5 separate regions of the Homo sapiens genome follow, and regions 1, 2, 3 and 5 are each linked to region 4. A link is a loop called in an ENCODE intact Hi-C map of the cell type or tissue named here. Cell type or tissue: MCF 10A. All regions are shown on one strand. Region 1 overlaps LINC01182 (long intergenic non-protein coding RNA 1182). Region 2 overlaps LOC124900670 (a long non-coding RNA gene). Region 3 overlaps LINC01182 (long intergenic non-protein coding RNA 1182). Region 4 overlaps LINC01182 (long intergenic non-protein coding RNA 1182). Region 5 overlaps LINC01182 (long intergenic non-protein coding RNA 1182).

Region 1 (5,000 bases), 220 kb after region 4:
CTGCCTGGAGAAAACATAGCATCATGAATAAACTCAGCCTTGAATTATTTATATATTTTAGGCGGTTTTTTTCTCTCCTCAATCCACAAGGCCTGGGAATGATTTTCACTGGGAGCTGAGTGTCTGAATTTGGCTGTAAAAGGAAAACAGTTGCGGTATGTCTTAGTCCAAGTTTCAGGGTGAGGATAGCATCATGTTACGTGAGGAGTCAGCAAGGCTGGCAGTGCAGTGCAGTGAGAAGATACCGCTGAGAGCTCAGAAGAGGACAGTTCGAATCCTAGGAAGTTGTGTCTCCAGGGGCTTGTGGGCTTTGTGGACCACCTTGGACCCACACAATTGGATGGAGGGCCCCAGGGCCCACCTCCAGCACTTCTACCAGAGGATGCTGCGTCATTCTCTTTTATGAGGTAGATTTCAATCTAAGACTTTGTTGTGGAAAAAAAATGGTTTTATTATAAAAGGAAAAGTTTGGAAATCAATGGCGTTACTAATCTTTGAGACTCTATACAAGTGAGCTTCACCTCCTCCTGCCAACTAGAGACTCTGGGGACCCTTTAAAAACTGTTAATGCCAGGGTTCTAATCTTTATCAATTAAATTAGAATTTCTGGAGATGGGGGTGGACATCAGGATTTTAAATGTATCCAGGCGACTCTGATGTGCAGCCAGGGTTGAGAACCTCTACTTCACACCCTTCATTCATCTAACAGGACAAATATTGAGCACCTGCCACCAGCCACGTATTCAGCAGAGGATGGAGGATAAAGTGAAGAATGGGACAGGCCCAATCCTTGCCTTCATGGATTTCTCCATTTAAGTAAACACACAGCTGAAATTTGGAGGGATATATCTTGATACAGGAATATACAATACTATGACAGTAATAGCAGGATTGATAATAAGCATTGTGATAATATTTATTGCTGGGAGAATGTTGTTTTAGTCTTTTTAAAGACTCACGCATTGTGCTGAATGATTTGTGTGAAGTATCTTATTGGACTCTCATTCCAAGTCTGTAGTTAGGTACAGTTACTATCTTTGTTTTACAAATAAAGTACATGAGGCCCAGAGAGAGTAACTTGCCCAAGTTTATATAGCCCATAAAGGTGGAGTCTGGGGGAAGGGGTGCCCTGCCCCGACTTAGCAAATCAGGATGATGTCTCTGTACTTCTTGACTCTTTGAGTACACTTTGGAGCTGCAGAGATTGGGGAGCTGAGTGGATGTCAGAGTGTATGTTGTAGAAGAGAAGCTGATGTTTTTCAAAGCATTGCATCAGCATAAAGCAGGGCCTTGCACGCATACATGTGTGCACACACACACTCAAAAAGTATTACCGGCAGAAAAGATTATGAGACAACACTTTTATTTTACAAGTGAGAAAACAGAAGCAGAGAGAGCTGATGGCACAGGCACAGGCTTTGCCATGCTGGGGATGAGATCCAATTCTTCTGATTTCTTCTTTGAGGGCTCTTTAACTCACCCCGCTGTGACTCAGCTTTCACAGGGTGCTCTTCTGGCTTACAATCCCAAGGTTCGAGGGAAATTCCACCCGATTTCACCAAATACATTTTCACCTGACGTTGCATAACGAAGTCACCTGAGCTTGCAGTGATTCACTCTGCAAGTACCTTGATTCACCCAGCCCACACCTCAAATTTTTGATGCCCCATTTCTTCCCATAAGCAGGCATTGTGCCTTCAGTAGGTGGTGGAGAACTTGTCATGAGAATGCTATAATCCTTTCCACATGTTTGAAATTGGTACTTTTCTAAGTTCCTTAGCAACCATTGTCTCATACAATCTTTCCAAGAGTCCCGTCAATAGGCAGGAAAGTTGCCATTATCAACCCATTTGGGAGATGAACTTAACTTGGGCTCAGAAACGACCTGCCTCAGGCTCCTCCTGGGAAGTTTATGTTATTGTTATGGTAACAGGATGATGGTCACTACTAAGGAACTCCAGCCACATCCTCACTCGCCCTCACACAATGTCTTCACAGTCCCATCTGCATTTGCTCCAGCTGTGTTTCCACCAACAACCTCAGTGCTGGTTCCTCCTTGCTGAGTCATTTAGGCTGACTCATCTTCTGGACTCCAGAGATTCCCTAACTGCATGCTTCAGTTAGGGAAAGGTATGTTTGTGTGTGTGTGTGTGTGTGTGTGCATGCATGTGCATGTGTGAGGTGGTCCTTATTAAATTCTTATCAGAACACTTCAGAATATTTGAACTGGCCACGACCTGATTGCTTACTGATATCTGAGTGTCCCTTTTCCAAGATAGAAATGTAGTTCCTTGCTCTTTTCCAAATCTGATTTGCAATAGCTGCTGCTCCTATAGATCCAGTCATTTTCCCCTTTTTTCTCTCTTTTCATTTATTGATTCCTTCTTCTTCTAACCACCACCAACAGTTTAGCCAAGATAATGTAAACATTTCTCTAGAGTCTGGCCCAGTCAATTCTCTTAGAGGCTCATATTGTCCTTAAAATCTAAATGATGCAATGAAAGAGAACTTTGTTTCTGAGCAGTTCCTTGAAGACTATTGCTTGAAGACTTCATCCAAGTTGAAGCTTTGGAGAACCAAACTGCTCTCCTGAGACCCTCTCCCTCTCTTCAGCAAAATCAGAAGCTCCCATTGCCAGAGTCAGGATGGGTACAGCAGCCATTCTACTCAGCAGATCTCATGCTTAGTAGGGTGAAGGCCAAGAGCTAATCAGAGGGAATTTGGGGACTTGGACTTGGGCCAAATGGGGGCTTTCAAGTAGCCCTGTTGGGAAGAAAACATACATACCAGGCTGTGTAGAGAGTCAGCAAATAGTTACTCAGAGACCCAAGGTCAATGCTGGATCCAAAGAGATTGCAAGGAGTGAGGCTGATTGGCAGCAATTGTCCTGGAACTAGGCAGGTTTGAAAAATACTCTGTTCATTTTATTCTGTCCCGTTAAACTGAAAGCATTTTTAAGCTTGTGGTTTTGAGCAGCACATCTGGCATGATTAAAACCTGGTCAGTGTATGAATGGGCTTTTTTGGAGGATTTAACCCTCAATGAATATTATCTGATGGGAAAGTCAGGGAAAGCTTCTCTCTGTGTCTTCAAAGACTTTGGTAGAAAGAGAAAGGAGCAGACAATCTTTAGGTTTTCAGATCCTGGGAGGACCCTTTCTGTCTCCAACCTTCCCATCCCCAGATCTTTTTAAGGACAAAAAGGGGCTGTTCCTCTATCATGAGGCTCCTAGTCTAGGGGGACAGGGCCCTCAGAAGGCAAGCCCCTGAGAACAGTCCCCTTTTTGGTGGGAAGGAGAGGTGTTGAAACTCTCTAACACTTACACGTCATGATTTTCCCTTCTCCTGGGTAGCACGTGAGATCAACTGATGATGTTTTAAAATATATATTTTTACAGAAACATTTAGGGAGAAAGCTGCTGCTTAGTGTTCTACATGAGGGAATTGAGGTGTACTCATAATTTCTGCCTCTCTTTTCTCTCTTCTATTACTTGGAACAGAAACCCTGTGGGGCTGCAGAGCTTTAGCTAAACTCACCAGCAATCCCTCCATGGTGTGCCCTTAAGTTCTGAAACCCAGAACTGTTGGCATGACTGAAAAGTCTCATCTTCAGACAGAGAACTGGGAGTAGTATAAATAGTAACTGGGTGCTTTTTCAGCTCTTTTGAAAGAGAATAAGGGGTGTTAAACCCTCTCTGTCGGTGCCCTGAAATTTCATTTTGCTGTGCCGAGAAAGGAATAAAGTGCTGTATTCATTTTTGAGAGATTCCTTAACGAATTGTCATAAACTGAGTGATTAAAAAAACAGAAATGTACTCTGTTACAGTTATGAAGGCCAGAAGCCCCAAATCAAAGGATCAGCAGGATCATGCTCCTCCAGAAACTCTAAAGAAGGGTCCCTCCGTGCCTCCCTTCTGGCTTCTGGTGGTTGCCACCTATCCTTGGCATCTCCTGGCTCCTGCACGTGCTACTTCAGTCTCTGCCTCCATCACCATGTGGAGTTCTCTCCGTGTGCCTCTGTTCATTTGTGTCTAAATGTTCACCTTCTTATGAGAACACCTGCTATGGTTCTTATAAGATTAGGGGTAGCCCCTAATCCAGTATGATCTCCTCTTACCTTATTACATCTACAAAAACCCTATTTCCAAATAAGGTCACATTCACAGGTACTGGGAGTTAATGGTCAAACATAACTCTTTAGGGGACATAATTCTAAGCATAACAAGTACACTCTATGCTAGATAGGGGAAGCGGTCCATGGTTTGGCAGTCCCTAGACAACTATGTCAATTGTGAACTCATTCAACATCATTCCAAAATGTATTTACCAAGTCCCAAATATTTCCCATGCATAGGCTGAGCACAGGGATAGGGAATGCAGCCAGTTATTCTCAGAGTCACCAGCTAGGACACTATCTGCTTGAACAGCTGTTATAAGATGTATAAGTAAGAAAACTGACATAGAAAAAGTGAGCCTGGTACACAGCACAGAGTAAGTATTCAACAACTGATAGCTGTTACAATAGGCAGGGTTCTGGCTACTTCATGATAATGATGACCATTAATAAACGCTAAGTGAGAGGTGATGCCAAACACTTTGTATCATCTCATCCCATGGCATCAGCAACTCCATCAGGTGTGTTTTCATCAGCTCTGTTCTCCAAGTGATGACATTGAAGCTTAGAGAGGCTAAGGAACTTTCCCAGGTCACACAGTTAGTCACTTTCAGGACTAGGACTTTTCAGAATGCAGATTAGTCTAACCATGCTATGCCAGTTTTTTCATTGTCTCTCAAAGGATGGTCCTGAGTCAATCAGTGGCAATTTCTAACCCCTCCCTTGAGGCTTAAATTTTATTTTACATGTTATTACAGTACAGGTCTTGCTTGGACAGACCTGGAAAGCGGACAGCAAGCTTCAGCTGACCCCAGGGAGGCGTGCCCCTGAAGCAGGCACTAGCTGTGAAACAAGCTTCTCCTTCTTGAATTTGGAGGAAGCTGATG
Region 2 (5,000 bases), 470 kb after region 4:
AGTTAGAGAGGCACTCAGAATCTTCCTAAAATATGAAATGTTGAAATCTGGATTCTTTTTTTACCATGACTGCAAAATGTAAGCCACTACTTGGGCTCACCTTGTTGAATCAGATTTCTTCTACTTTGCCATTTTGATGATATCACTCCCAGGTATGTTTTTTTCTTTTTTTTTCCTTTTCTTTTTCCTTTCTTTTCTCTTTCTTTTTTTTTTTTTTTTTTTTTTTTGAGACAGAGTTGTGCTCCTGTTGCCCAGGCTGGAGTGCAATGGCACGATCTCTGTAGGCTCACTGCAACCTCCACCTCCCCAGTTCAAGCAATTCTCCTGCCTCAGCCTCCCGAGTAGCTGAGATCACAGGAGCCTGCCACGACGCCCAGATAAATTTTTGTATTTTTTTAGTAGAGATGGGGTTTCACCATGTTGGCCAGGCTGGTCTTGAACTCCTGACCTCCAGTCATCTGCCCACCTATGCCTACCAAAGTGCTCACTCCCAGGTAAGTTTTTGAAGTAACTACTCTGAAAATACCAGGCAACTTTTTAATCTATTCAGTGACACTGCCTACAGTGGCCCTCCTTACCAGCTGCAAAATGTTGAGATGTTAAAAGAAGTCCTAATTTTTCAAATGAGAATGGAAAGGAGGAAGAGACCTTGACTTTATTATACTGCTTGGCTGTCATATGCCAGGAAACATAGAATTTGGGGTATGCCTACAATGCATAATTAAGGTTGGAGATTGGTAATGGTGGAATGGTTTGAAGTCCTGGGCTGAGACAACCAATGGACTAACGATGAAGAAAAGGCTCTTCTGCTCAGAATAGCCTTCTCCCCACTTAAGTCTCTCCTAAAGAGGATCATCAGAGCAAATCTGTGACTAACAATTCTAAACTTGAAGTGGAGACAGATGTTCACAAATATGTATACGAATATTTAGCTAAAAATAACTAAAATAAGACAAAATGTCTTATTTTCAGTAGCTAAAAATAAACTAAATGCTCACCAACAGTTGATGGGCATAAAAGGGTGGCATATTGATTCAGTGGAATACTGTTTAGCAACGAAAAGTAACATACTACTCATAAGCATAACTAAATTGACAAATCTCAAAAAGGTTATGTTTAGTCAAAAGAAACTGGAACAAAGAACTGTATATTGTATGATTCCATTTATATGAAGTTCTAGAATAGGTAAAACAATTATGATGACAGATTGTTATTATTTATTAAACAATTATGACGACAGATATTGGAGCAGTAATCGTCTCTAGGGCATGACCCTAGAGAATTGACCAGAATGAGGTACTAGAAGGGACCTCTATAGGATGACGAAAATATTCTGTTACTTGAGGGTTTGGATGCACAAATTTATTATGCATTTGTTAAAGCTCATCAAAATGCACATAAAATCTGCTTTTTATTATATGTAAATTGTGCCCCATTTAAAAAAATGGTAAAAGAAAAATGCTTCATACCCTTTCCCAAATTTAAATGGAATTTCCTTTTACAGTAGCCATCAAGAGTCTATAGATTCACCCCGATGTTAAGAGCTTATCAATTTTATCAATCTTATTGCCTTCTCTTCTCCACGGATTCTTTTTTTTGAAATTGTCTTTCACTGTTTTCCTAAGAAACAGGCAGAAATTGAAAAGTAACTGAACACAAATGGGATTTTCTAACCAGAGAAAATGCCTGTCCAAGCATTGGCCTTTAAGAGAAGAGAGAACAATTCTCCCTTCATCAGATATCTAATTTCAGAGACTGTTTTAATGATAATTGGCCTTTAATGATTTCCTTCACAACTAGCAACTAACATTTGAGACAGAATTTAGAGTTTGAAAAAAAAAAAAAAAAAATCTCAGGTTATTCCAGTCACTGTTTTACAGGGACTGGCATCTGAAAAAAGCATCTTGTTTTTCCAACAGCAACTAAGTTAAAGATAACATGGCTTTAAAATAGAGAGATAAACTGGTTTTACTACATACTTTGACCATTTTCTTCATGGTTAGTCAGCAGTTTAATCTAGCCTTTCGTTCATGTCTTCGAATTCATCACATTCACACAAAGTACATGATGACTAAGTAAATCTGAAAATAAAGTGCCCAAAGGCAGATTATTTGCCACATACTTTATGATATTTAAAATCCTGAGAAGGTAAGCAGTCTTGTCTCAGTTGATGTAAAAGTGGTCTTAAACACACATCAACTACGAAATCCTACTAATGCTAACTGATAATAACATTGATGTTCCAATTTCCTGACTTGTTGATTGCCAGTTTGGCTAGTTTTCTTTGACCTATAGTCGTAAGATGGTGATGACGTTGACGATGACGGTGGAAAAGCTTATGAAAATGTTGGCTATCAAGAAGATTGTGAGCAGTGAATTTATTTCCTACTGCAATTTTACACTAAAACTTTCACATGGTGACTTGTTTTCTCTCCATTCTTTTGCTCGTATTCTCTTACAACATCAAGATTATGTTCTGTGCCTAACAAGCCCATTCAATGTTGTCTTCCACAGCTTTCAGACAAGCTCCTTTCCAATTAGTGAAACTTTTCTTCTTCCCATCAAATGATAAATACATGATTATTCTGATTTTAATATGAACATTCCAGCTGGCATGAAAATAACTCTCTAATTGCAAAAGAACAATTTATTACCTTTATATGCATTTTTTTTTTTTAGCATCCATTGAGTATTTATGTGGCATAAGGCACTATGGTTGACAGACATAAAAGTACATACCCATTAACTAATTACTGATGCATTAATATATGTATTGATATACATAGAGATAGAGATGATAAAGCTATAGAAAAACTATGAAATCATGAGCAACTGAATTTGCTGAAATGGCTGTATTATTGGACATTGGTTTTCAAAAGTTCAAACGACTGCAGTGAAAGTTTTTATTTTAAGAGCAATCATTGAAAGAATCAACTGACCTTGCTGTTCTCTGTCTCAAGTCAGAAAATAAACAGAGAAAGTGTATCTTAGTGGTTTGCAAGTGATTCAGAGCAGGATGCTCAGCTATTAGAAAGTCATCGATTCGGCTGGAGGAAATGAGTTGGCTGAAGCACGAGATATAAGCCAATGCCCAGGATTGTGAGGTCAGGGCAGGATGCCAAGATGAACTACATTTCCTGGCAAGAATTCAAGCTCATTGCCAAAGGCCTTGCTGTTATTCTGAATCCAGGTTTTGTAACCTTTTCAAAAACTCTTACCTTGATATTCAATATTTTTCATTCAACCTTTCTATTTTTCAAGATGCACGATATTAGTATGACATTTATATAAATTTAAATGCAACCTAAAAATCCACATTTTAAGTTAAAATCCATTCACTGCTTTAAGGCTATTTTTTTTAGGGTGACAATCAACATTGTCCATTAACTTTATTTTCAGACATATCTCTCACCCTGGAAAATAAGCAAGCTTGCCAGGAATGTTACTCAGAAAAAAAAAATTAATGGTTCAAAAATATTAAAGCCGTTAGCCACTGCTGACCAGACTGCTTCAAATAATGTGTATTGGGAAGGGTCATGACTGGATGGGAAACCAGCAGACATCAGTTCTATTCTGGGCTTGACTTCCACGTGACCTTCTCAATTCACTCAATTTTTCTGTGGTTCAGTTTGCTCAGGTTTCAAAAAAATGGAATGATAATACCAGGATGTTGTGGGGAGTCATCAGATTAGCAAGAAGCTTTGGACTCTTGAGACACACCTAATGTAGAAATAGATGATATCCAAGACTTGCCTCAGAACAATACATCTTGTATTCTATGTACTGTATTCTCCTTTTTTCTTCTCTCATTGTTTTAAAGCCCCATGAATTATTCCTTTCAGACACTGCATTGTTGTTTTGAATTGTTGCTCGGTAACAAATGATGAGATAAATGTTTCAGGGGCGTCCATGTGAAGAGACCACCAAACAGGCTTTGTGTGAGCAATAAAGCTGTTTATTTCACCTGGGTGCAGGTGGGCTGAATCCGAAAAGACAGTCAGCGAAGGGAGATAGGGGTGGGGCCGTTTTATAAGATTTGGGCAGGTAAAGGAAAATTACAGTCAAAAGGGGTTTGTTCTCTGGTGGGCAGGAGTAGGGGGTCACAAGGTGCTCAGTGGGGGAGCTTTTTGAGTCAGGATGAGCCAGGAAAAAGACTTTGACAAGGTAATGTCATCACTTAAGGCAAGGACCGGCCATTTACACTTCTTTTGTGGTGGAATGTCATCAGTTAAGGCGGGGCAGGGCAATTTCACTTCTTTTGTGATTCTTCAGTTACTTCAGGCCATCTGGGCATATACGTGCAAGTCACAGGGGATGCGATGGCTTGGCTTGGGCTCAGAGGCCTGACATTCCTGCCTTCTTATATTAATAAGAAAAATAAAACAAAATAGTGTTGAAGTGTGGGGGGTGGCGAAAATTTTGGGGGGATGGTATGGAGAGAGAGAATGGGCGATGTTTCTCAGGGCTGCTTTGAGCGGGGTTAGGGGTGGCGTGGGAACCTAGAGTGGGAGAGATTAAGCTGAAGGAAGATTTTGTGGTGAGGGGTGATATTGTGGGATTGTTAGAAGAAACATTTGCCGTGTAGAATTATTGGTGATGGCCTGGATACGGTTTTGTATGAATTGAAAAACTAAAAAATGGAATAAGAGAAGGAGAAAAACAGGTATAAAAGGTCTAAGAATTGGAGGACCCAGGACATCTGATTAGAGAGTGCCTAAGGAGATTCAGCGTAGTCCTGCCAGCAAAGATTATTTACTTCAAGAGTTTAGAGTGGCAGTTTGGGGATAGCACCAGGAGATATCAGCTGTGATGGCTTGGAGAAACAGTGTAAACCGGCAGTGTAAACAAGAGCAGGGCATGTATGAGTAGTTGAGAACGGTGAATAGGAGTATGACTGGACAGAAGATAGTAGGGATGACAAATTTTTTGGGGCACAGTCTAAGTTGGTCTGGTGTCTGGAATGAGACTGGGGCCTAATAAAAAGGAGCATCTATACAGGA
Region 3 (5,000 bases), 210 kb after region 4:
GGGAAGAATTATTGGTATAACAAAAGCAGGGGGTGGTGATGGGGAGATGGGAGGGCCAGATCAGGTTCTGCAAAGAGTTTTGTGCATTGTCGTTTGAACCGTAATAAGAGAGAAGTTTGGATTGGGAGGAAAGCTTGATAACATGAAGCAAGGTTTGGAATATCAAGCTCTGCCAATGAAATTCATTCTTAAACACCTGGATTTATTCCTGTCAACAACAGTAATAGGTAAGACTGAGTTAATAAAGATAATCAAATAATCCATCAGTGATTTTTATTGTGTTTCTCCATGATAAAACCAGTGCGTACTCATTATAAACATTTTGGGAGTGTCAAAAAAAATAGAAAGAAAAAAATTGACCTTTGAGTTATTTCTCAGTGCAGCTACTATGCACCATTTTGTCTTTTTCCTTTAAGTTTTTTTTTCTTCCCTTCTAAATGCTTGGGTTGTTTGGTTTACATAATTATCAGTATAGTGTAAATAAAACTTAGTACCACTTTTCACTTACTTTGTAACATGTAACTTTTTTTTTTTACATGCTATAAGGTCTCTAAAATTTACATTTCATGATTATAATCCACTCATTGAATATACCACACTTAATATAAACAAGGCTTTAGAGTTGGATATTTAGTTGTTTTGTACTTTTCACACCTGATCAATAACATTTTGATGAAAATGTGCTTCAAGTTTTTCTAAAAATTCAAATAATTTATATAAGATGATTTTCCAGGAGTGCTGCTACTAAATGAAAGATCACATGTACTTTTCAGCTCTTCTGTCATAAAACCAATTTAAGTGTTTTGTTTTGTTTTGTTTTTGTTTTAGAGTACCAACAATTTGTCTGGTTATCTGCTAGGCTGACTCAAGAATCTTCATTCTAGTGAGATCGCTAAAAACAATATGAAATATCATAAAGTGCTGGTGATGAGGAATATTAGGAACCTGCGTCACGTATCATGATGAATCAGACTTTCTGCATCACGTATCGTGATGATTCATGACTTTCAGAGCTGGAAGGACCCTCAGAAAAGCATCCAGTCTTGGCCCAAAGCTGCAGATGGGCAAAGCATTTTACAGCAGGCAGCAAAGGCCAGGACAAAGCATGTATTGAGTAAATGGCAGAGCAGTTTTCAGATCTCTAAAATCATCACCTCTTGGTCATTTCTAGCATAAAAGTTCTATGGTACCAAGACTAGTCCTCTGGCTCTATCTGCTTAGACCTGGAATTCTTAGCATTTGATACAGCCCCATTTACAGGAGTATGGCACACTCCCTCAAATAAGTCAATCAATTCAGAGACAGTGTTCCGTCAGAATTTCCAATGGGAAGAGTTTGGTTTGCACCATGTTTGATAGGTTTGTTTTCCCACATATCCCACTCCCAATGTACCAAAAAATGTATCTACCTAGTCAACAAATACTTCTCCCTCTTCATGCTTTCCAAGCCTTTCTTGGGGAGATCACAGCCTCCCTCTATTCACTTCTTAGTAATCCAATCATAGTATCCCAATTATGACCAATAAGATATGAGGGGGAAACCTGCTGGGAAGCTGTTGGGAATACTTTTGTTCATAAAAAATTGTTACATGGAAAAGATATCTTCTTTTGCTGAATATTTTTGTGTCTGCACGTGGTGTCCAGAACTGCAGCAGCAACCTTGTGATCCAGAAGACAGTTAGGAAAATCTGTTGGGATTTCGTAGTAGAATAATGGGGGAAAAAACTGAGTTTCAAATGATGTCTTTGAGTTGATAAATTATATCTGAAGCCTCCCTACACCTCTTGTTATGTGGCAGAATTATTCCTCATTGTTTAAATGAGTTGATATTAAGCTTTCAATTATTTAAATCTCAAAGCATCTTTACTGCTATAGTATATGTGAATGATATCCTCAATCATGGGGCCAGCTCATCTAGATTGCCAGGGTACTGCATTAACAGCTTCTACTTTGGACAGGTGTGTGTTAAAAAATGCTCAGCTTTGCTCTCATCGCCTCAAGGAAATCTTTCTCATCCTCTGCCTAACCTTCAACTCCATTTGGTTTGGATGTTTCTCCTCTGAGCTTTCATAATAACCTCTTTGGTTTTATTGTATTAATGTTGTTTCTGTCTTCCCACTAAGCTTTGAGTTCTTTAAGGACAGCAACTGTTTTAGTCATCTCAGTAGCTCCACTCTTAGAATTCAAAATGGAAAACAAAATAAGTAAGTTATTCACCAGATTGCTGTGACTCTTTTCATTAAGGTATTAAGTGGTGTGTATGTGTGTGTGTGTGTGTGTGTGCGCGTATGGACATCCACATATGTGTTCATATCATTTTTATTAGAATTTGGTACCTTTACTCACTCATATGCCTGCTGTATTTTCTTTTCCTATCTCATTCACATAAGGCAGCATCTCTCATAAATGTAAACCAAACCTAGTTGACATGAAACTCCTATGCCCCCAAGGAAGACTTAAAACTGCTTGGAGTATCTTTTCTTGCTGGAAGGACAATTTGAAGAGTGTGTGGGTCATTGAAAGCAGGAGAGGGATGCCTGTTCATTCTGCTGAAAGACTTCTCATTATGCTACTGGCCACAAGGTGTCCATCTCTCAGTAGGAAGAATGCATAGCTTCTGGAGAGTGTGTCTTCCACCACCCCCAGCTCAAGGGACTTTGAGAAGTTGTTTAAGGATTGTGTAGGTGGCTTGAGACTCTATCCAAAGGAATAGGAATGTGTGATCTATAATAGTTACTCAATGACTAAGCTACAAGCATCACAAGGCCTGCAGATGACTAATAATTATTCTCATTCTACAGGGTATGGTTTGCAAAACAAAGTAAGCAAGGCCTCTGCTCTTTTGTCCTGTGAGTCATTCCTGTAAAATGAGTACCCTGGGCTCCAGTGGTAAGGTGCAGAGAGTACCAGGAATACTAGCTGGTATTTTCCACTTTTCTCCCTGCCTGCTCTATCCACCTATCTCCCCTACAGTCGCAGTCCTTTTGGGGCCACACTTCCCCTTGAAAGCCTTGAGGGGAGGCTGTGCTGTGCTGGGGTTAAGAATCCGACTTTGACTTCTAACATAGAGGCTCACATCTGGACTCCCTCATTCCCAGATGTGTGGCTTGGGCAAAAGACTTAGCTTCTCTGAGCTCCAGTGGTTCTCATTCTTAGGTGGAGATAATGAAGTAAGTTATAGAATTGTTATGGAAACTAATGGATATAAAGTGCTTAGTATACTGCCTTGGTGCAGACTAAGAGCCCAAGAAATGGTAATTATTATTAAGATTAGCTAAAAGTTTTCCTCAGGCTGTCTGCAAAGAGTGAAATAGCTGTACAATTTAGGGACTTTTTTAAAAAAAAAAACTTCTCTAATCTTTTGTTTACTCATCTTAAAAACCAATTATAATAATCTTTACCTTGCAGTTTTGTAGGCGAAGTACAGCAGGACATGGCAAAGTGTATGGCATAATGTAGTTCCTTTACACATACATATTTTTTCTTTTTTCTTTTCATGGTGGATGGAAGATTCCTTTGGTGTGTTCAAATTCCTAAAGTAGCTCTTTCAGGCCTTTATGGTAGAAGGTGTTAGTTCTTCAGCACTAACCCCAGAAGACTGGTTTCCTAACACTGGCATATACACTGATGCTGGGTATTTATCTGCCTTGGAAGATAAAAGGGGTTTGGGGTTTCTGAAAATGGCAGAGGCCTGGGCACTGTTGACATGTATTACCCTGGATAGGGTGTGGCCAGGTGCAAACCCACAGAGGCCAGACCCTGGGCAGTACAATTTAGAAGTAACATAGACAAGGTGATGTCTACAGGGCTCATTCCCAAATGTTCTGGGCCAGGAACTATGATGGTGTGCTTATTTAAGTGTAGAGAGGAGGAGGAGCCCCTCACTAATGACATCCACTGGGCTTCCTGCCATTCTTCCCACTGTGGGCTCACAGATGAACTTTACTCGATTTCGACTAATAAATGATGTGGCATTTTTTGGATGCTAATGTGGAATAAGTTCAAATTGAGTATATCTATAAGCAACAAGTAAGGTAGGGCCTACTCAGAAAGGCTTAATAAATGATAGCTAATATTATTCTTATTCTCTCTCAAAGAGAGATAGGGTTTCAGGCACAAAACTTGAGTGTGGATTTTGGAGTCAGAAGCAAGAATATCATTGTTGGCTCCATCAGTTACTGTCTTTGTTCTCTTAGGCAAGTCGTTAAACCCTCCCTTTGCTCATCTATATGGTTCAGATGTTAAGAGTCTCTTTCACAGAGTGTGGTTGGTCATAAGAGTTAAATGATGGAATCAAGTCTAGCTTGTATAATTGATTGATAGTTGTTATTATTAACACTACCATGATTGTATAGTAGCTGTTGAGGGAAGCTTTGTGCTTTTCACATTACAGTTCCTGAAGATCAGTGTAGAAAGGTAAGAGTTCAAGACCATCAATTCCAACTCTATTGTGCTTATTAACATTCACTCTAGAGGATTCTGGGATGCTTTACAGTGAATATGTAGGCTTAGAAAAACATCTTTTGATAATAGCCATGCATTTTCATGTTGATGGTCCTGACATTAAAAGCTCTGCATGGTTGGAAATGACCAAGGACAAAGGTAGGGTGATAGGATATTTTGAAAAACTTTCAAGGCAATAGTTTTTTCTTTGGGAGTAGTGTTAGAGTGGAAAAAAAAGAGTAAAAATTTTGGGAACATGGAAATATTGCAATTTCATCTATAATGCCCTTTGGAGATATAAATTAACTTTATTCTTTTAGCAAAATAAATCATTTGTCATAAACTTTTTTTTTTCCCTTTAAAGATCTAAAGACCTGGTGTGGGATGAAGAGAGAAACCTCTAAACATTTGGAGGATGTTTTTCTTTACTGCTTTTCGGAAGTTATTGAGAGTAAAAACAAATCTTCTTTAAAATCACCTGCCACATTTTGTTTTGGGAGACTCTTCGTCCTGGATTTAGTGCAGACTAATATTACACCTCTTTTTTTGTTTTCTTTA
Region 4 (5,000 bases):
GCACAGAAGTTCTCATTTAATTAAATCCCATTTATCATTTTTTGCTTTTGTCATGATTGCTTTTGTCATATTCATCATGATATATTTTTCTATTTCTGTATCTGGAACGGCATTGCCTAGGTTGTCCTGCAGGGTTTTTATAGTTTTGGGTTTTACATTTAAATCTTTATTCATCTTGAGTTAATTTTTGCTTATGGTATAAGAAAAAGGTCCAGTTTCAATTTTCTGCATATGGCTAGCCTGTTGTCTCAGCACTGCTTATGGAACAGGGAGTCCTTTCCCCATTGCTTATTTTGTCAGCTTTGTTGAAGATAGATGGCTGTAGGTGTGTGGCCTTATTTCTGGGCTGTCTATTCTGTTCCATTGGTCTATGTGTCTGTTTTTGTACTAGTATCATGCTGTTTTGGTTACTATATCCCTGTACTATAGTTTGAACTTGGGTGACATGATGTCTCCAGCTTTGTTCTTTTTGCTTAAGATTGCCTTGGCTATTTGGCCTCTGCTTTGGTTCCACTTGAATATCAGAATAGTTTTTTTTCTTCTAGTTCTGTGAAGTATGTCACTGGTAGTTTGATAGAAATAGCATTAAATCTGTAAATTGTTTTGGGCAGTGTGGCCATTTTAAGGATATTGATTTTTCCTATTCATGAGCATGGAATGTTTTTCCATTTATTTGTGTCATCTCTGATTTCTTTGAGCAGTGTTTTATAGTTCTCATTATAGAGATCTTTCACCTCCCTGGTTAGCTGTATTGCTAGGTATTTTATTCTATTTGTGGCAATTGTAAATGGGATTGCATTCCTGATTTGGCTCTCGGCTTGGCTGTTGTTGATGTATAGGAATGCTAGTGACCTTTGTACGTTGATTTTGTATCTTGAAACTTTGCTGAAGTTGTTTATTGGCTGAAGGAGCTTTTGGGTCGAGACTATGGAGCTTTCTAGACATAGAGTCATGTTGTTGGCAAACAGGGATAGTTTGACTTGTCTCTTCCTATTTGGATGCACTTTATTTCTTTCTCTCGCCTGATTGCCTTGCCGTGACTCCCAATACTATGTTGAATAGGAGTGATAAGAGAGTGCATCCTTGTCATGTGCTGGTTTTCAAGGGGAATGCTTCCAGCTTTTGCCCATTTAGCATGGCGTTGGCTGTGGGTTTGTCATAGCTGGTGCTTATTATTTTAAAGTATGTTCCTTCAATACCTAGTTTATTGAGGGTTTTCACTATGAAGAGATGTTAAATTTTATTAAGGGCTTTTCTGCATCTATTGAGATTATCATGTGGTTTTTGTCTTTAGTTCTGTTTATGTGATGAATCACATTTATTGGTTTGCATATGTTGAAGCAACCTTCCCTCCCAGGAATGATGCCTACTTGATCACGGCGAATTAGCTTTTTGATGTGCTGCTGAATTCAGTTTGAAAGTATTTTGTTGAGGATTCTTTCATCAGTGTTCATCAAGGATATTGGCCTGAAGTTTTATTTTGTTTGTGTCTCTGCCAGGTTTTGAATCAGGATGATGATGGTCTCATATAATGAGTTAGGGAGGAGTCCTTCCTCCTCAGTTTTTTGGAATAGTTTCAGCAGGAATGGTACCAGCTCTTCTTTGTACATATGGTAGAATTTGGCTAGGATTCTATCTGGCCCTGGGCTTTTTTTTGGTTGGTAGGTTATTTAGTACTGATTCAATTTTGGAGCTCATTATTGGTCTGTTCAGGGAATCATTTTCTTCCTGGTTCAGTCTTGGGAGGGCGTATGTGTCCAGGAATTCATCTATCTATTCTAGGTTTTCCAGTTTGTATACGTGTTTGTGTATATAATGGTGTCTGATGGTTATTTTTATTTCCGGGGTGTCAGTGGTAACATCACCTTTGCCAGTTCTAACTGTGTTTATTTGGATATTCTCTCTTTTCTTCTTTATTAGTCTCGCTAGTGCCTTATCTATGTTTATTTTATTTTCATGATGAACCTATGTAGTACCACCATCACCCCCTATTTAACACATGAGAAAATTGAGGCACATAGAAGTTAAATAATTGGTACATGACAGAATCAGAATTTTAACCCAGAGTCATAATTTTAATCTGGCCCCAGAACCTGCTTTCTCAATACTTCACTCAGTGCCTATCACAGAAATAAGCAAAATCTTACAAGCAGGGAATTCAGCCTTAAACCTCCCTGAATCTATTATTGAAATTTGCATGGCCCCTGTAAATTTGGGAAATTAATGCATTACTGCCTACTCCAAAGTTATATATAATTGTAAACTCTAAAGCAGTCTGTACAAATAAGAAATTGAAAAATTTTTTTCAGATACTACAATGGTCCAGTCATTTCATGGCTTCTAACTAAAGATCTGCCATACTGTGCTCCCTAATTTTGATGGGCTTCTTATTTTCCATGAGGTTCTCTAGGCTTGAAATATCATAATTATCCTAGAATTAAGATATTTACTGAATGTATTCTATGTTTCAAACAGTTGAATGCTGTAAGGGACATAAGAGAGACAGAATATGGAGATCCTAATTTTATCAGTAGAGTGAAAATTACGGTTTCCCACATCGTGCCTCTGGGAATATTGAGGCCTTGGTAGTCATCAGTTTAGACAAGAGGAAAGTTTTGTCCACAAGTCACTATGTAGTGCCTAGGGGTGTGGAAAGAAGAGACCTCTGAGTGTTTGGTAAAGTAGAGTTAATCAGTACCATCTTTAACTGAATTGTTTTCCACATAAACCAAGGGCTAAAGGTGAATTGGGCAGATAACACAAATAATTGCTTTATTTCAAAGGTGAGTCATTTCTGGCCTGGGGCACTTGATCCAGATTTCAGTTTGATTTCATCACATTCTTACAGTCACTTCTGCTTTAGCCTAGAGATTAATTTCTATCCTGGTGGACTAGTATGAAAAAACTATTCCACAAGATGTCTGAAGGTTTAATAATTAAAGCAGATGAAGATCTGTAACTAATCGAAGGTTCAAAGTACCAGGAGTTTTAAACACAGAGCCCTGATGAACAGCATGCAGTCTCTTACAATCAGCGTTCACCTCAAAAACTTCTGAGTTCACACCTCTTTTCTTAGCATTCCCTTTCTTTTCTCTGTTGGAATCCTTCCCATCCCCTCTCCCTTCAATTTTTTTCCCACATTTCTTCCTCTCACTTGCATTCTCTAATTGGTCACAGTGAATAATGGAAGCACCAAACCCTAGATATTAAGAGCAAACCCTGGGTTTTGCAGATGAGGAAACTGAGGCACAGGATGGAAAAGGGGTTTGAAGCAGTCAGAATGGAAACTTGGCTCTTTGGATTCACCAACCGAATATTTTTATATAGCATTTACCAAAAGTATTTAAAAATATTATTTTTTTGTCATATTATAAAATATTTCATGGCCATTGTAAAAGATGTTCAAAAATACAGAGACTGTAAAGAAAAAATAAAAATCACTTACTATGTCTTCACCCAGAGATAACCACTATTAACAATTTGGGTATATTTCCTTTCAGTCTCTTTTCCATTCAAATGAGCAGACATTACATTTATTTTAAAGAAATAGGATTCTACTGTAAGGGCACATTTGATCCTGTTTTTTTATGCTTACTTTTTGCTTTTTAGCATTGTCTCATTGATACAGGAGTTAAAAAGAAATCATTGGGCAGATGTGAGGGTATGGAAGTTCTCGGTAAGGCTTTTCTTTTTAAGGAAAAGCAGCCCCAAATTATTTTCTAACAAAGAGCAGCCTGTAAAATCGAGCTGCAGACATAAACAAGCAAGCTGGGAGCTTGCACAGGTGAATGCCAGCAGGAACTAGGGACTGGACATGTTTAAGACGGCAGCTCCATCTTTCTTTGTCTGCCAGCCACATGAACAGTAAGGAGCAGACAAGATGGGCCGGCCAAGGATAATTCATTTGCATAATAAGATTAGGATGGGGCCACCAGCCTTCCCCACACACTGTATAAATGTCATACGTGATCCAACCAATCTGTAAGCCCTACGTAAATCAGACACTGCCTCCTCAAACCCGACTATAAAATCCAGCACGTCCGGCCAGTCAGTCTGTTTTTTTTTTTTTTTTTTTGAGACGGAGTTCTTTTGAGCCTCCCGAGCAGCTGGGACTGCTGGCGCCCACCACCACATCTGGCTAATTTTTTGTATTTTTAGTAGAGACATGGTTTCACTGTGCTAGCCAGGATGGTCTTGATCTCCTGACCTCGTGATCCGCCCACCTCGGCCTTCCAAAGTGCTGGAATTACAGGCATGAGCCACCACGCCTGGCCCTGGCCAGTCAGTCTTTTCCACTCGGAGACCCCTCTCTCTATAGAGATAGCTGTTTTTTTGTTGTTGTTGTCTTTTTTTTTTTTTCTTTTTCTCTTATCTTGTGCCTATTAAACCTCCACTCCTAAACTGCTCGTGTATGTCCGTGTCCAAAATTTTCCTGGCACATGACAATGTACCCCAGGGTATATACCCCAGACAACATAGCTGCTTCATCATGGCAGTGAATATTCTTAAAAATATGACTTTTGATGGAGGCATACTATTTCAATCTATGGCTGCTGCATGATCTGTTTAACTACTTGTGGCACTTATTGAATAATGTTCTCTGTTTTTGATTTAAAAGCAGGTGAGTGAGACACTTCATACGTCCCAAAGGAGAGGGGAGAGAACTCCAACAATTCTGAATGAGTTGCTTTTCCTTCATAGCTTTCAATTTTTCTTCCCATTGTTTTTCCTTCCCATGGTTTATAGACCCTCACAAGGGAGAAAAAGGATGCTTTTGCACTCTAAATGTGCTGCTTTCATTACCATCATTGTCTAGTGACTTCCGTTCCTCTTATGTTCCCACATTGATTGGGTACAGAGTCCACTTCATTCTGTGCTTCCTCCTCTTGCAACCAGTCTTCATCTTAAGAACCAGTGGCTGCTCGTGCTGCCTGCCTTATGTGGATCACCCACCCCACTGGCTTTGCTCAAAATACTTCTCCTTTTTTATTTTTAGTTTT
Region 5 (5,000 bases), 190 kb after region 4:
CTCTCTTTCTTTCTCATTATTAGCTCATTCAAACTATTATTAACTATATTTATAACAAAAACATCTTAATGCATTTAACTACATTTAACTAATAATTTAAATGTATTTGATGGGCTTCAGTAGGATTTGTAACTTTTAAATTTTAGAACACTTGTTTCTATTTGAAGAAAATCCTTATATACCACTCCTTGAGTAACACTTTCTTTAAATGTCAATTCTTTGTCAACTGGTTTTTATCCAGACTGTCCCTGCAATATGCTAATGAAGATACACAGGCACAAATCTGAATGAGGCTTCCAATTAAGCAAAAGCTTTTCTGACAAAAAGAAAGACAGATTCAGTTGATTTCATGCTTTCTGCCCTTTATCTTTCTTCTTCCTACTTGGCATGTGAATGCAATGGCTAGAGGGGTAACAGAGATGATACCGCAAAGAGGATGAACACTTAGATACTCCCTCAGATGGTGGAATAGAAATTGAAAGGAACCCAGTTCCTTGATGATTCCCTTCAAGAATTGTTCCATCTCAAGATTACCCAAATTCTACTTATTTAAGAAAACCCCCTAGTTTTTTAAAGACACTATTTATTAGCATTTTTGATACTTGCAGCCACATGTCTTCACTAATATATTTGTCCAAAGTCATGTTCACAATAAGTGAGAGAGGTTGGTTTTAAATTTAGGCTTCTTAATATCTAAAACTTGTGATTTTACTAAATAATGTAAAGAACCATGGGCAAGGAATACAACTGGATACTTCTGTATAGAGAACCCACTCATTAAGTCTTTAATGACCCTCAGATATGCTTTGTACAGAGAAGGCGGCATAAATGGCTGATTGGTAAGCCAGCTTCCCCATGTCCAAGGCTGCATGGTTCCTTGACTAAGAGCCCAGGATTACCCTACATTATCAGCATCTCCTCAGGCAGGGAATGAGATGCTTCTGGCCTGGTGTAATGAGCTGATGAAATATACAAACTGTCTCCTGCTTCTTGTCAAATGATTTCCAACCTTTCTATAGCAAGGTGTCCTTTTGTTTTTTATTAACTTTGCAAAGTACAACATGTTTTGAAAGATTTTTGTCTAAAAAACTACACTTAACATAAATATTGAATCACTTTCCCCTCTACATTTAATCAAATGCACATATAGCCTCTAATCATAGTTTCCGATCTCCGTGTCCAGGGTTAGCTCCCTGAGTTGGTTCTAATTTCAGTAAAAAATAAGAATACTTTGGTTCACATGTGTATCCTCAATGTCTGTTAGTATTTTAAGGATAATAGTAATGTCCCATAGATTCCTGGGTTGTCTTTGAAGCCTCCTGTGAGTCTGGGGACTCTGCTGGGGACCCAGGCTGGGCATACCTGCTCTAGAGTTTGATGGTCCATATTCCAGGAAGCTGGGTGGTTGTCCCACAAGAAAAGGTTATAGAAGAGGCTTCTAGGCAGAAGACAGGGTTGATTCTGCTGTGGATTCCTCTTAGTGCCCCATGTTACTTTTTAGCGAGGCTGACCCCATGATAGGCTGATCTTTGTTGTGCCAGGCCTATTTGGCTCCTCATGCTCACACCTCCCACTTGGACTCAAGCCAGGCCTGGACCCTGAAAACCCAATCATGGAGCATTTTATGAGCCCCATCTGCAAAGGTAAGTGGGATCTAGAATTGGTCGTGCTTAGGTATCCAACCTGCCCACTTTGTGCCCTGTGGATTGCTCTGTAGCTTTCCCCTCCTGCCCTTCTTATGCTTATCATGTTCATGATGGTTGAGTTCTGTTGGAAAAACACTCACTGAGCTCCTGCCATGATCCAGCATAGCACTAGATGCCAGTCTATAAAGATGAGTAAGTTCCCATGTTTATCATCGAACTTCTGCCTTGATTTCTGGTTGGTAATCAGGTTTTCCTCATTTAAAACTTAATGTAGAAGGATTTATGAGACATGACATAGTTCATGCCAGCCTCCCCCTACCTTCCACTTGAGTTAGACCCCTCTTGTTCTACCCCCCACTGCTGATGGGATCCTGATACAGCCCAGGTAGATTATCTACCATCTCAACATTGTAGATCCTGCCTTTCTGCAGGATGGGGCCCTGTTGCCACATCCTTCCCACCAGATCGAGTTCCTATGTTTCCCTCTCCTATGTGACTGTCTCTCCCATTAAACTATGCACTTCTAGAGGGCAGGGGTATCCCAGCACCATGCTCAGAGCACAGTGAGTAGTAGGTACTGGTAACTATTTGTTGAATGATGAATGGTGAGTGCTGCATGCAGAGGGGAGATGAGAAGCTAGGACCCTGAGAAGTCTGGAAATGGTGTAGGTTGGCCACTGTAGATGACCGTGATGTCACCTGGGGTGGTGATATGGGATGAAGGGAAGACTGTGGACCAGATACCACTGTCATCATCAGACTATCATGAGAGTGAGTACTAATCAGGTGGTGGTTAGGGAAAGCAGCGGCGGGGTGGAGGTCCGTGTAGTTGGAGGACCTGAGACTCAAGAGGGAGAGAAGCTTTGACATAGGCAGCTGGGACTGGTGCTGGGGGCCAGCATGCTGAGAGCAACTCTGAGGAACATGGAAGGACAGATTGAGAACAGGCTGACTCCACATGAGAGGACTGCAAAGGAATCAGGTTACCAGGGAAGAGCTGATTCTTAGTTAGGGCCAGGACATGGTGGGGAGTCTCAGGAGGAGGTTGGGGGTATATGGTATCAGTGAATCACATGGCGAAGGTTGTATGGATGGGCGCCTTAGCTAGATGAGACCCCAGGATGGGTCTCATGCATTCTCCTCCTCCACTGAGTCTCCGCTTGCCTCATGTGAGGGTTGATGGCTTTGGCTTTACTCCAACTTCCTGCATCTTCTCTGACTGTGTCCTGATTTTGACCATGAGCCTTGTTCTTGACAACTGCCTTGTCTCTGGTCCTGGACTCCTACCAGCCCTCCCTCCTCTGAGGAAACCAGACCTGAGCAGGCAGCTCCTGCAGCTTTTCACCTCGACTTATCTCCCCAGCCAGAACTTTTGCTTAATTTGCTTACTGACATTTCACACTGATGTGCGGGGACTCATCAATTGAGTTCCAAGCATATGCATGACTCACATGCATTTGAAGAGTATGTGGAGGAGGGAGGGAAAAAATGAGAGAGAGAGGATTTTAGTCATATAAGTCATCAAAGAGCCTACCAGGCTTGCTTTGGTTTTGTTTGTTTTAGAAAATGACTGGAGGCCATAATGTTTGAACTTTTTTATTGTGAAGTCTGCTGAGAATTCAAGCAGGGCCAACCCCAGATACTTCTCTTTCTTCAGTTCCTGAGACAGAAAGAATGAGTCTGAATCTTATTAAGCAGATCCGCAGGACTTGGATTGAAAGAAATATGAAAACACAATTTTGTGTTCAAGCCTGGGAAGGAAAAATAACTTCAGAGTGAGCCAGACATATTTTGGAATTCTTTCAGCATCTACACAGCAAGACCTACACAGCATAAGATTGTGAAAGTTTGTGTGTGTGTGTGTGTGTGTGTGTGTGTGAGAGAGAGAGAGAGAGAGAGAGAGAAAGAGAGAGAGAGAGAGTATGTGGTCATCTTCTGGCTGGCAAATTGGTTCCAAAATTTGTACAAGGAGACAATTTCTTTGCTACCAAACTGACTGGTAAAAACATATCACATAGCCTTTAAAGATGGAACTTACTTGTTATGAAATTGACACATTTGCTCACCCCTGATTCCTACCAGGAAAGTGCTTTCTCCCACTAGCAACTGAATCCTACTTGTTCTCAGTGTGTGGCCAGGATCTGCCCTGTTTCCTCCAGCTCACAGAGCATTCCCTCTCTCTTCAGAAACCCCACAGCCCTTATCGTCTCTGTCACTTAGTCAAACACAGGTTGCTATAGCAAAGTACTGTAAATTGGGTGGCTTATAAACAACAGAAACTTATTTCTCACAATTCTGGGGACTGGAAGTCTCAAATCAGGGTGACAGCATCATCAGGTTATGGTGAGGGTCTTCTTCCAGGTTGTAGATGGCTTGCTTCTCTCTGTGTCTTCGCATGGCAGAAAGAGGGTGAGAGGATTCTATCATCACCTGGAGGGTAAAGATTTCAACATATAAATTATAATAAACAGTCTATTTTCAGGTTGCTTCTGGCTTCCTCAAGCCTGACTTTCCTCATAGCTGTGATTTTCTTCATATTGCTTTCCCTTAAACACAAGTCAGGTCTGTCCTTTAATGTTCTATAATGTGGTTTATAAAACACTATTGAAGACTTGTGGAATGAGAAAGGAATGACAATGCAGATGAGTATTACCAGATACAGTTGCTCCTAGCATCCTCAGCTCTTGCCTGTCTTCCAGTTGTGATGCCCAGAGTAGCACCCGTATGGTTTGGCTGTGTCCCCACGCAAAATCTCATCTTGAATTATAATCCCCATAATTCCCACGTGTAAAGGGCAAGACCAGGTGGAGGTAATGGGATCCTGGGGGCAGTTTCTCCTATGCTGTTCTTATGATAGAGTCTCATGAGATCTGATGGTTTTATAAGCATCTGGCATTTTCTCCTGCTTGCACTCACTTCATCCTGTCACCCTGCGAAGAAGGTGCCTGCTTCTTCTTTGCCTTCTGCCATGATTGTAAGTTTCCTGAGGCCTCCCCAGCTATGTGGAACTGTGGGTCAATTAAACCTCTTTCCTTTATAAATTACGCAGTCTCAGGTATTTCTTCATAGCAGTGTGAGAACAGACTAATACAGCACCTGTAGAGGGAGTAGGCAAAATTAGTGCATTTCTCCTACCCTAGATTCAGGCCCTTGGCTTTCTAGATACCTTAAGGGAGAATAACCAAGGTTCCCTCTAAACCCTGGGCCTGGTCTGGCCACCCAGTCACAGATCTTACAGACACAACTGAATTTTTATTGTTTTAGATCTCTCTGTTTCAAAAGGGGCTCTTACTTTACATTTGTCTAATTAAAATGCCCTGTAAGTGTGTTTTCCTAAACAAGGCCTCTCTCTTC

The links. Hi-C counts contacts between places; a loop is a spot of excess contacts. Peaks named below come from ENCODE experiments on the same cell type or tissue, not always from the same donor. Only the 100,000 strongest peaks of a DNase experiment are listed, where the experiment ranks them.
Region 1: it touches region 4 in a loop (8-fold over the local background); 3 of 110 quality-filtered maps call a loop at or near these places.
Region 2: it touches region 4 in a loop (3-fold over the local background); 2 of 110 quality-filtered maps call a loop at or near these places.
Region 3: a loop joins it to region 4, with 11 times the contacts of the local background. A loop is called at or near these places in 6 of 110 quality-filtered maps.
Region 5: it touches region 4 in a loop (7-fold over the local background); 6 of 110 quality-filtered maps call a loop at or near these places.

What each region holds. Positions count from the first base shown.
Region 1 is chr4:13,919,087-13,924,086 of GRCh38, forward strand. The region is part of intron 3 of LINC01182 (long intergenic non-protein coding RNA 1182); the gene reads left to right. The region is part of intron 3 of LOC107986182 (a long non-coding RNA gene); the gene reads left to right. Among named protein-coding and RNA genes, the nearest start is that of LINC01085, 190 kb to the right of the region's middle. In MCF 10A, no CTCF peak of the experiment used is centred here; DNase peaks (open chromatin) are centred at 1,555 and 2,035.
Region 2 is chr4:14,166,051-14,171,050 of GRCh38, forward strand. LOC124900670 (a long non-coding RNA gene) reads left to right here. Exons shown (of 2, transcript XR_007058058.1): 1 at 1-494. Among named protein-coding and RNA genes, the nearest start is that of LINC01085, 57 kb to the left of the region's middle. RefSeq lists an enhancer at 4,075-4,646. In MCF 10A, no CTCF peak of the experiment used is centred here; a DNase peak (open chromatin) is centred at 3,091.
Region 3 is chr4:13,904,755-13,909,754 of GRCh38, forward strand. The region is part of intron 3 of LINC01182 (long intergenic non-protein coding RNA 1182); the gene reads left to right. All of the region lies in intron 3 of LOC107986182 (a long non-coding RNA gene), which reads left to right. Among named protein-coding and RNA genes, the nearest start is that of LINC01085, 200 kb to the right of the region's middle. RefSeq lists enhancers at 318-1,517, 2,212-3,411. In MCF 10A, a CTCF peak has its summit at 2,562; DNase peaks (open chromatin) are centred at 1,007 and 2,697.
Region 4 is chr4:13,699,352-13,704,351 of GRCh38, forward strand. All of the region lies in intron 2 of LINC01182 (long intergenic non-protein coding RNA 1182), which reads left to right. Among named protein-coding and RNA genes, the nearest start is that of LINC01182, 47 kb to the left of the region's middle. In MCF 10A, no CTCF peak of the experiment used is centred here; DNase peaks (open chromatin) are centred at 1,470 and 2,790.
Region 5 is chr4:13,889,120-13,894,119 of GRCh38, forward strand. The region is part of intron 3 of LINC01182 (long intergenic non-protein coding RNA 1182); the gene reads left to right. All of the region lies in intron 3 of LOC107986182 (a long non-coding RNA gene), which reads left to right. Among named protein-coding and RNA genes, the nearest start is that of LINC01085, 220 kb to the right of the region's middle. RefSeq lists an enhancer at 2,678-3,877. In MCF 10A, no CTCF peak of the experiment used is centred here; a DNase peak (open chromatin) is centred at 3,102.